Regions from separate parts of the Homo sapiens genome. Here region 1 is linked to region 2. A link is a loop called in an ENCODE intact Hi-C map of the cell type or tissue named here. Cell type or tissue: Caco-2. All regions are shown on one strand. Each heading gives the region's core, and the rest is flanking DNA. Links, peaks and the distances in the headings are about the cores only.

Evidence for each region. Peaks named below come from ENCODE experiments on the same cell type or tissue, not always from the same donor. Only the 100,000 strongest peaks of a DNase experiment are listed, where the experiment ranks them.
Region 1: it touches region 2 in a loop (3-fold over the local background); 2 of 110 quality-filtered maps call a loop at or near these places.

Annotation. Positions count from the first base shown.
Region 1 is chr5:36,600,484-36,605,873 of GRCh38, forward strand. It overlaps a transcript of SLC1A3 not described here. Among named protein-coding and RNA genes, the nearest start is that of SLC1A3, 3.4 kb to the right of the region's middle. In Caco-2, for the core only: a CTCF peak has its summit at 2,440; no DNase peak of the experiment used is centred there; H3K4me3 peaks cover 199 bases.
Region 2 is chr5:36,867,299-36,872,688 of GRCh38, forward strand. It overlaps NIPBL-DT (NIPBL divergent transcript), which reads right to left. Exons shown (of 1, transcript NR_046262.1): 1 at 4,063-5,390. Among named protein-coding and RNA genes, the nearest start is that of NIPBL-DT, 6.7 kb to the right of the region's middle. In Caco-2, for the core only: a CTCF peak has its summit at 3,344 (motif pointing left); no DNase peak of the experiment used is centred there.

The DNA of each region.
Region 1 (5,390 bases), core at 212-5,211, 270 kb before region 2:
TTTTGAAAAATCTACTGCATGTCAGCAAACAACTGAGGCCTGGGGTACGAGTCAACTAGTCATCCTGCGTTAATTCTATTTCAAGCAAGTGTGATCCATCCTTCCTGGGGAGGCAGTGGGATGAGGAAGGAGGCTTGCATTTGCTTCTTCTATGACTCAAAAATGAACTGCCTCATAAGGCAATGGGAATTCCCTGCCTGGCCAAGGAAAAGGGGATTGTTAAGCATTCTGAAGGCTTTCTTCCCTGGTCTTTCAGCTTAGAATCAATCCATAGGCACGACATTCACAGAAGATAGAATTTGACTCAGGAGCACAGCCCAAATCTTGAATGTATGTTTTAACGCTTAAACTAACTTTATTCTAACCTTACCCCCAGATTACTATGATTGCATCCAATGTCCAAAAGTTATTTCAGCCACTAAGGTTGATTTGTGCTCAAGGCCCAGTTTCCACCGTTCACCCTGTTTTCTCAACCCAAAACTGCATTTTCTGTTGCTTTAAAAATTTGCATATTTTCTCAGTGCCTGTTTCTGACTTACAATAAACAATACCCAGACCTCCTGCCAAAAAAATGTCCAAATGCGAAATAGTTGCTATAATAGTCGTTTCTGTGATGGCAACTTTGAGCTGTGTGCTTTTAAATTATAATTACTTTTTTCCTTACAAAAGATGTGTATCTGTCTTGATTGCTGTAATTATGATTCTATACCAGCAAACAGTTATAAAAGATTCATGTCATCACTGTGCTTCATAAAACCCATGCCCCTCAATAAGCTTCCTTTGGTACTGTATTATGTTTGTGTTTAATTTGTGGCAGGGAAATCCTAATGAGAAGCCATTAATCACTGAGTGTATATAAAAATTTGTGTCCTTAACTAAACAGACCAAAGTGGATATGGCAAGCCCGTTATTGGCATGACATGATTTAGAATCAGGAAAGCGATTTGAGAAAAACAATCTAGTCTAACCTAGTTTTACGGATGACATTCAGAACTGGGAAAGGAGAGCATGTGGCTTAGTGACTGCACACATAATGGGACCAGGAGCCCAGAGATCCAGGTTTGAAACCTGAACTTGGCACTAAGGAATTATGGCACAAACTGACTTGACTTCCTCATTCATCCTCGCTTCCCAACTGTGATGTGTAGAATCCACACATTAAGGAGGTGCCTCACCCAGGGAGCTACCTGGGGGCAAGAAAAGGGGGACACTGAGGTAGGCTCTGAATCCCACCCACCCCCCATTCAATTAGAGCAGCCACACTTGGATTTATTTTACATTGTAATGATTGAAGAAGGAACTCATTGGCTTTTTTTTTTCCTTTTAAGTTTGATGTTTACTGACTTCCTTTCTCCAAGTCTTAGAATTGGAAATGGACTGATGAACCCTCTTGTGTTTGTGACTGTGTTGCATCTGTTTATTGGTGCAGCAACTCTTTTCTGAGCACCTTCCGTTCTGGTTCCTAAGTATGCAGTAGTTATCCATACAGGCCCTGCCCTCAAAGACCCTGCAGTCTAGACAGGGAGAATTGCAGCACAAAGTGGTAATGACTCTGGAGATTTAAACCCAGGGGGCCTTGGGAGCACATAGGAAAGGCAACCAAGCCCGTTGGATTTGGGGAGTGGGAGGAGATTAGAGTTGACTCCCCAGAAGAAATAACAGATTGTAGGCCTTCCTTTTAATGTTCTTTCCTTTCTTTTCTATCTGTCTTTAAAAAAACTCCTGGGGGCTTCTTTTGGGAAAAGATGAGAAATCAACATGAAGAACTCTTGTCTTAGCGCTGACTATGATCCCCAGCATATTACTCAATCCCTACTGATCTCCAACATCTGGGTCTACAGGACCAGTAATAATAGAGTAGAATAGACCTCAAAGTATTATCACGAAGATTAAATTAGATAATGTGTGTAGAAGTACTTAAAAAACTATAAAGCCCTGTAAACATGTCTGCTGAAGGCTTCAATTCCAATCAACCTACATAATCTTTTCCAGCTAAACGGATATTCTTGGTTCTACAAAGTCTTGACTCATGTTGAGCAACTGGGGAAAATGTCACTTTTCAATATAAATAATAATTGATAACAATAACATGTGTGAAGCCTTCATTAAAAAGCAGACCCTCTTTAGCTTTAGAATGGAGAAAACATGTTGTTTTTTAAGGCATCATTATGTCCACCTGTTGGATCACTTGTGAGAAAAATAACAGTTGGTGTAATTTCTTGCCACGTGGGAATCTATTTGGGGGGGTTCCTCTTGCTGGTCTTCACCTTTGTGTTGGTGTTCCCTAGGCTTCTGCCCTTGCTCAGTCCTCTTCTGAAACCCCATCAGAGGTCAAAACAGAAGAACTTGCTAGAGCCACATGCTGATAACTAACTTGAGTGAAGTGAGCAGGACAAGTGGGCTGGAGAGTGCACACTCCACCTACAGGAGGCAGCCTTGGCTCAGTGTCAGCCGACCCCTTCAAGGGCCTTGATATTCTCAAATGGTCAGTATTTTTCAGTGTGAATGTGAACTCACCTAGTTTGTAAATGCTCCTCCTGCCCCTTGACTTCCTAACCCAAGTCTTAGTCACTTCAAGGCTTTGCATTTTACCTAAAACGAAAATTACTTCCCTGCTTAAATCCTGTGGCTGGCTCCCCATTGACTAGGAGTGGAGTTCAAGTTGTAAATTCGGCCCCTACTGGCCTGTTCTCCAGCAGGAACCACTACTGGCTCCCTGCCATGCCACACGATGGCTGCTATGGGCAGGCACCTGCTAGAAACAGTGTACACAATGTGGATCCAGGCACAGCCCCTTCTCTTAAGTTGCTACCAGTCTTTTTGACATACTAACTGGTAAATAGGCCTCAGCACACAGCGATCTCATAACCTTCTGTTGGGCCCTGTCCTGGCCCACTGCTTAATAATTACGATGCGTTTATGGACTCCTTGAGGAAAGAAACTGGTATTTGGAACACAGTGGTTGCTCAATGTTTGTTGAAAGAATAAATGAATGTGATAAAGTTAATTTTAGTTCACCTCTCTGTAGTTGGATGTTTTTAGGTTTCATATGACTATAACTTTAAAATAAAACCTAGTTATTTAAAAATTCAACTAACCAGACTTCACCACAGGTTTTTTTGTTGTTCTGCTTTTTACATTCATATTTAAGAAGAAAAAAAAATCAAAACAAAATGGAAGACAACTACCACAAGTTCTTCTACACCTACTGCCTCTAACACATCCACTGTTACACTCTGGGGTTAAGTCAGGTCCTGTTCATTGTCTTAGCATTCTACAATTTCCAAATTCTAGGAGGAGAATTGACATTCATGATGATCCTAAAATGCAAGCTATTTAAACAAGGAATGATTTTAAAACCATCATTAAATTAAAAATCAACTTGGAAAATATTGAAAAAAGATTAAAAGGTTTTCTAATCCATTTTGTTGCTCAAAAAAAAATCCAATTAACCAAAATTTCCTAATTTTGAATGGTGAAGTTTGACTGGCCTGTACCATGCTAAGATCAGCACGTGCTTATTACCGTAATCTCTTGTTCTTCAAACCAATAAATGCTCCCTTTAAGGACAGGTTGGATTTGGTTATTTCTTGTTATACTGACATTTTTTCCCAAAGAAAGAATTTACTGATAACATACTTCATCACACAATGTTCACAGAAAGATCTTGACAGATTTTTTCAGCAGGAACAGCATTTGCTGCTGGTGTTTGTGTTTTTTTCATTTGATAATACTAACATTAATATGATCCCCCAGCTTCTGTGTCTCCCACCCTGAGTAGCTTTAAATGAAATACAGCATACAGAGACTTGTTCATAATTTCTTGATCTTTCATTTATTTAGTGTTTCTAGAAGGAAAAAAAAAGATGTTTTAAAGCTCAAGGGACTTAACTATAAAGTAGAGGGGAAAAGGTAGAAATACGCGTTGAGGAAACCCAGGAGGCCCCCAGGCATGACTTTTGCTATAGCTTTCCAGAAAGAGAAAGTGGTGCTTAAAGAAGTAATTCCCAATGTTTCCCTCCAGACTAAAATTGGATGAACTCTGAACTGAGACTCTTTGCATCTCATTTTCTCATTAGGTTTTATTACAGCCAACAAAACTTTCAGTGGTGAATTACTTCCCTTCTCAACAGAATACCAGACTCCCATAATGTCTACACAAACTGAAATAATGAAATGGTTTTTAACCAAGCTTTAGGGATTAGAGAGGAAAAAAAAAGTGAAAAAGAAAGGGCACCAGGGTCTTCCCATCTCTATGCTAACCAAAGTGTGGTTTTCCAGCCCTTTTTCTTGCCTATTAACAAAAATAAAAACAAAAAATGGAAATGCCACTGGGCTTGAAACCCCATTTAAAATCAGATTTCTCTTTCGAGTTCCCTTGCAATACAAGTCAAAGTCATTTCCACCAAAAAAAAAAAGCGGTGGGGGGGGGGGGTGTGCAAATTAATCCTAAACTCATGGCTCAGATAGGACCTGGTATAGTAAATAAATGCTTTTAAAAGTAGTCATGGCATTGAGAAATGGCTCCATGCACCTAAACCAGAGGCACCAATGTAAAAACTAGTAATTGTGTTTTAACACAAAAGATTGAAAAGCGTTTTGTTTCACATCCTAATATTATTCCACCCACTTAAAAAGAGTTACTTAATATTGACTCTGTATTAGGTATAAGACAAGTTCTTGCCCTCAAAGAACTTATAATTTAGTTGAGAAACCAAAACTTAACATGAGCTTAAAAAGAAGGATGCAGTACAAAACATGGTATAATTAAGTGCTAAACAATGTAGTATAGATGCTCAGTGACCTAGGAGATCAGAGGAAGGGAAGGGTCACTGAGGGCTGGGAATGTCAAAAGCATGTACTTTCAGTAAGTTCTTAAAATGATAGCATGTTAGAAAGCTGTTATAATTGCTGCTGATTTGTAATTTTAAAGCATTGACATGATTCACCATTGCTTTCCAACCAGTAGCTGTTTAAAAGGACATACAGTTGAGGGTGAAAGGAGATATTTCTTTATGATCTCCAGAGATTTGTATTGAGGGGAAAAAAGACATACTTTCTTGTTGAATAATAGACCAAGAATTGAGCATATTTTGCATGGGGAATATTAAATTCAGTGAACAAGAATCCAAACCTCAGGCTGTGATTCTGGTATAAATTTTTGTTTCTAATGAACCATTTTCTTCCTTCTAAAGAAGATTTAAGTTTTGGGAATAAGTCACCTCAAAAAAATTTTTTTTTATTTTCTAATATCTATTTTCACAATTTATTTTTCTTTTAAGAAAAGTGGACTAGAAGCTCAAGTTACCTTCTCAAGGCAATGAGAATTTTTTAGCTCTAAAAAAGTTGTGTGTGGTAGGGAGAACATTTAGCATCCTTTAAAATGGAGA
Region 2 (5,390 bases), core at 262-5,261:
TCTTTAAGAAGCTCATATTCTGATATTCTTAGAATACAGTAATATTCCAAAAAAATAGGGAATTAGAGACTTACTTATATTCAGAGGCATACTAAATTCTTATTAGTGAATGTAATAGCTACACTGTAGTCAGAATAGTTTTCAAACCAGTTTTATGGTAAGCATCTCCTAAAGAGCCAGATTTCACAACTATGATGTTTTACAGCAATATTGTATACAGAATGAAAATCCAAAAGATTTAATGTAAACACAAAATTAAACTTAAGCATGATCATTTCTAAGCTCCTAGCCAAAATGGACATTCAAAAGTTTTTACAGAAATTCTGAAAGATGTGCAATATGTTCTTTAAATTAAAAATACTTTTCCATCTATATTGTCAAATACTACTATAGCTCTTCTAAATTCATAATGTAAGCTATTTTCCCATACATCAAGCAAAAGTTACATCATTTGGCTAGATATGATTATAAGGAATCATCTGACTGTATTGGAGAAAGCTGATGAATGTCGATGTTAGAATTAGGAAGAAGGCAATGCCGAGTGTTAATTGTGCAGTTCTTGTAGAGTTAATTGTAGGTGCTTTAGAAGCAGTACAGAATTCAACAGTGTAAGATGGAAAGAAGCTGATAAATCAGAAACATTACTATTAAATTTAGGTTTTGGTGCTGCTTTTTTAAAGAGAAAATAAAATATTTCAAATGTCTAGAGAAAAATGTTAAAAGCAGTATACATGTGTGGGTACAAATTCCTGACTAAACTTTTATATTTAAGTTTTTAGCAAAAGAGAAATTCTTTACTCAAACTTCCTGATTTTGTTCACTGGAAGCCACTTTTTTGATGCTTTTCCTAATCTGTCACCACTCCTTACTCTGGAATAAGACAAGAAATGAGCTATTTTCTCACCAGCCTTTGTTTGGTTTTTGAGTTTATTTATTTATTATTTATTTATTTTTTTGAGACGGAGTTTCACTCTGTCGCCCAGGCTGGAGTGCAGTGGTGCAATCTCGGCTCACTGCAAGCTCCACCTTTCGGGTTCACGCCATTCTCCTGCCTCAGCCTCCCTAGTAGCTGGGACTACAGGCGCCCACCACCACGCCCGGCTAATTTTTTGTATTTTTAGTAGAGACGGGGTTTCACCATGTTAGCCAGGATGGTCTCTATCTCCTGACTTCGTGATCTGCCTCCCTCGGCCTCTCAAAGTGCTGGGATTACAGGCGTGAGCTACCGTGCCCGGCCAGAATCTTTTAGATTATTAAATGAAAACTAGATAAAACAGAAATACCTATACTACATATCATAGATGCTGAAATGTTGACTTTGGTGACAAAGTTACTAGTTTTTATTGGACTTTGACATGAGTTAACCCATTACTATGTTTATCAATAAGGAATAGTTCATGGTAAAGCTATTGCACTTTATTAATTTAATGTTTAAAAGTTCATAATAGCTATTTTTCATGAGTGGAAACATTTAAAAGCTTAGGCTGTTTATGCAATTCTAATAGCCCATATTCATCACAACTCGTGTGTAAAGGAAACAAATAATTAGAAGTAGTAATACTGGTGGCATTGAGGGTTTTTTGGCATTAAAATGTCTCTAGGCTGGGCGCAGTGGCTCACGCCTGTAATCTCAGCACTTTGGGAGGCCGAGGCAGGCGAGATCGCACCACTGCAGCACTCCAGCCTGGGTGACAGAGACTCTGTCTTAAACAAACAAAAAAAAATGTCTCTAGGACTGATGAGCTGTACATCTTGGATATTATCGCTGTGATTAACTGACTTGACACCAAATGCCAATTTATAAAATAATGCCAGTATAATATAGCATTATAAAAGAATATACCCTTCAAAAAGTTTAAAGTCTACTTTCTAGTACTCAAAATCAAATAATTTGCTTTTTATTTTTTATTTTTTGGCTGGAGATCGGAGTTTTATTATAACTCAAATCAGTCTCCTGGAGCATTTGGGGATCAGTTTTTAAGGATAATTTGGTGGGTGGGGGAAGGCAAGTGAATAGAGTGTGCTGATTGGTTGGGTTGGAGATGAAATCATAGGGAATTGAAGCAGTCCTCTTGCTCTGAATCAGTTCCTGGGTGGTGGCCACAAGATCAGATGAGCCAGTTTATTGATCTGGGTGGTGCCAGCTGATCCATCAAGTGCAGGGTCTGCAGAATATCTCAAGCACTGATCTTAGGAGCAGGTTAGGGAGGGTCAGAATCGTGTAGCCTCCAGCTGCATGACTATTAAACTATAATTTCTAATCTTGTGCCTAATTTGTTAGTCCTACAAAGGCAGTCTAGTCCCATAAATGATTTGCTTCTAAGTATCACTTTCTTGAAATCACTGGTGGCATACTGAATTTGTATGATTGTTCATATATCAATGAAATTAAATCTTTCAATAAAATTTAAGAAGTTTGTCTACTTCATAATGAAGATATGCTCCACGTCCTATGGAGATAGTGCTTAAGAAGTATATTTTTGAAAGGAATAAACACATGAGTAAAAGTATATATGGTATGTTTCCACAAACCTTGAAACGAGTAAGGGGCTAGACTAGCTAATTCATTTGGTTATTCAACTAAAAATGTTTGGGTCTTTACATTTATTTTGATGCAGTTAGCTAACGCTCAGCTCTTATACTTTTACTTCAAATAATATATAGATCACATCTATTCATTCAATATGCACCCATTCTATCAGGCATTTTGAAGTTCTTAGACAAAATTAAATAAACTGACATAATCACTTAGCTACTAGATTCCTCCAAACATCTCTCACAAAACAGATATTACTTTATTTGTTGTGTTTATAAACAGTAGTGGAAACAATTCTGTTCTCTAATTTTAAGCTGAAAAATCATGTCCTTATTAATTCACTGTAATAATTTTTTATTAAATTTTATCCCTTATTTCTTAGATTAAATGCACATAAATTTGATGTACAACTTTATAGTTTTAAAATGTGTCTATTTATGGCCTAATTTCAACTTTAAGTGAAAATGGAATTATTAAGAAATATTCACTGTTACATTTGGCTAGCAATTCATCATGGCATTAAGGTACTGTTTTCCATGGTTTTTCCATCTTGGGTTATAATACTGAGACATTTCACTTGTATAGTTCTGCATTCAATTTTTCTTCCAATTTATTTCCTGCAAGGTAATTCTAAGTTATAATTGTCACTGTATCCTTATTTGATACATTGGTCGCCTTTCTCTCCTTATGACTGTCTTTTTGGTAAACTCAAAAAGTGAGCAGGGGCCATACAGTTAAATTCAAAACAGGAAGTCATATGATGTTCCTTTATACTCCTACCTTTCATGATTGACTTGGCTCCCTCTGCTGGTTAGTAATATAATTCCTTTCTTAGTTCAATAGGGTATGTGTTAACATTGGTGAAATATCTGGGGTGAATAAGCTTGGAGTTAGAGCTTCTTATATGTTGATTCTCTAGCAAATTTTGTGTTTAGCTAAGGTTTTAACCAACCTAGGCCTTACTTATCTATAATGGAAAGGGACTTGGTATCACATGCCTGAAAAACAAAATTTTTATTAATGCCGTCTTAAATAGACTTGCCAACATTACAATACTGAAATCTACAAATAGCAAATAAAGTGAAAGAGTAATGAAATATTTAAATTGTATTAAAATATTTCAGTATAATATAATCCTTAACTTATTTGCTTTCTGGTTAGATACTTTTCATTCTACTCATGCAATATAATGCCTCCTTTTTAAATTCTATACACAATTTCTTCCTTCTTAAGTTTCCCCCTTTTAAATCCTATACACAAGTGTAAGTACATTTATTTAAATATATAGAATGAGTTGGATGGCAAATGAGAGTTACCTATTTAAGAACTTATTTACTTTGGCTAGAGAGAAAACACTTATTGAAAGTTTATTTTTCGGAGGGAGAAAGAAGTTTCCACCATTTTCAGGGAGTAATTTGTTCCTATGATAATTACTCTGTGAAAGATAGAAATTTGCTTTGGTCTGACTTATTAATAAACACTTGTTTTAAGATTGAAGGGAAGGTGGGAAGAAATAGAAACAAACATATATTCTGCCCCATGTTTATTATTGTGCTGTATCGGACATTTTAGATTGGAAAATGTGCTACAACAGATCAGTAATAGTCACAGATCTACACACAACAAATGTAGGTCCACTAGGAAAATAATTCCTCCTCACAACTTTAACCGTATTTGACATTTCTACTAACAACATAACTTTATTTCCTACCCTTTGCCTTAAGATTACCTTTCTGAAACCAGTATCAGATCTCTAAAATAGCCTGGTACTTCCTCTAAAATCCTTCACTAGTTCATAGGCAGTCAGATCTTTCTAACATTCCTTTTTTCCCCATTTTCTAAGGAAAATCTGAACTGTAGATTTTTAAAAACAAAAACAAACACTTTTTTTGGCCTGTAACCCACAATAAGGAATATGTTTTACAAGGTAATCTAACACATATACACATGAACAAATGTTTACTTAAAAACACATACCCTTACCATCTGTGATGTACGCTTTTATTTTCTATTCTTTTCTCTATTTTAAATAAAAAATGCTAGTCATAATGCAATAAATTAATTTCATGACCCATAGTGGTACCATAATCCACAGTTTAAAACACTGGTCTGGAGCAGATGCTTTGACTGCAAGGTAACCTACTCAAGAATGCTGTTAAAATGAGCACCATAAGCCTCTCTTCATACCTATTTTAGATGTTTTAAGTTTTTAACAGATTTTATATTCTTCCTTCATAAATACAGTAATTTTTTAAATGATGTTTTTCCAGATTAGTTCAGTATTAAAATACTTGACTAGTTTAACTCTGGTTCACATGCAGAGTATGTGTAGGTTCCAGAAAGATTAGGCTTTCATGAAACTTTATGGTCTTAAATAATTTTACATTAAAATACTTCAGAAGTGCATTTTTTGAGGCCCTTCCCTCTGTGTAATTCTTATGCATTACACAGTGAAACTTGTAGTATAATGTGGAACTGGTCACTTTGATTTAGTAACATAAGGTATAGATGCATGAAAACATAAACAGTAAGGCCAGGCACAGTGGCTCACGCCTGTAATCCCAACACTTTGGGAGGCCGAGGCCGGGGGATCACGAGGTCAGGAGATGGAGACCATCCTGGCTAACACGGTGAAACCCCATCTCTACTAAAAGTACAAAAAATTAGCCGGGCGTGGTGGTGGGCGCCTGTAGTCCCAGGTACTGGGGAGGCTGAGGCAGAAGCATGGCGTGAACCGGGAGGCGGAGCTTGCAGTGAGCCGAGATTGCACCACTGCACTCCAGCCTGGGTGACAGAGCAAGACTTCGTCTAAAAAAAAAAACAAAAAAAAACAAAAAAACCATAAACAATATAG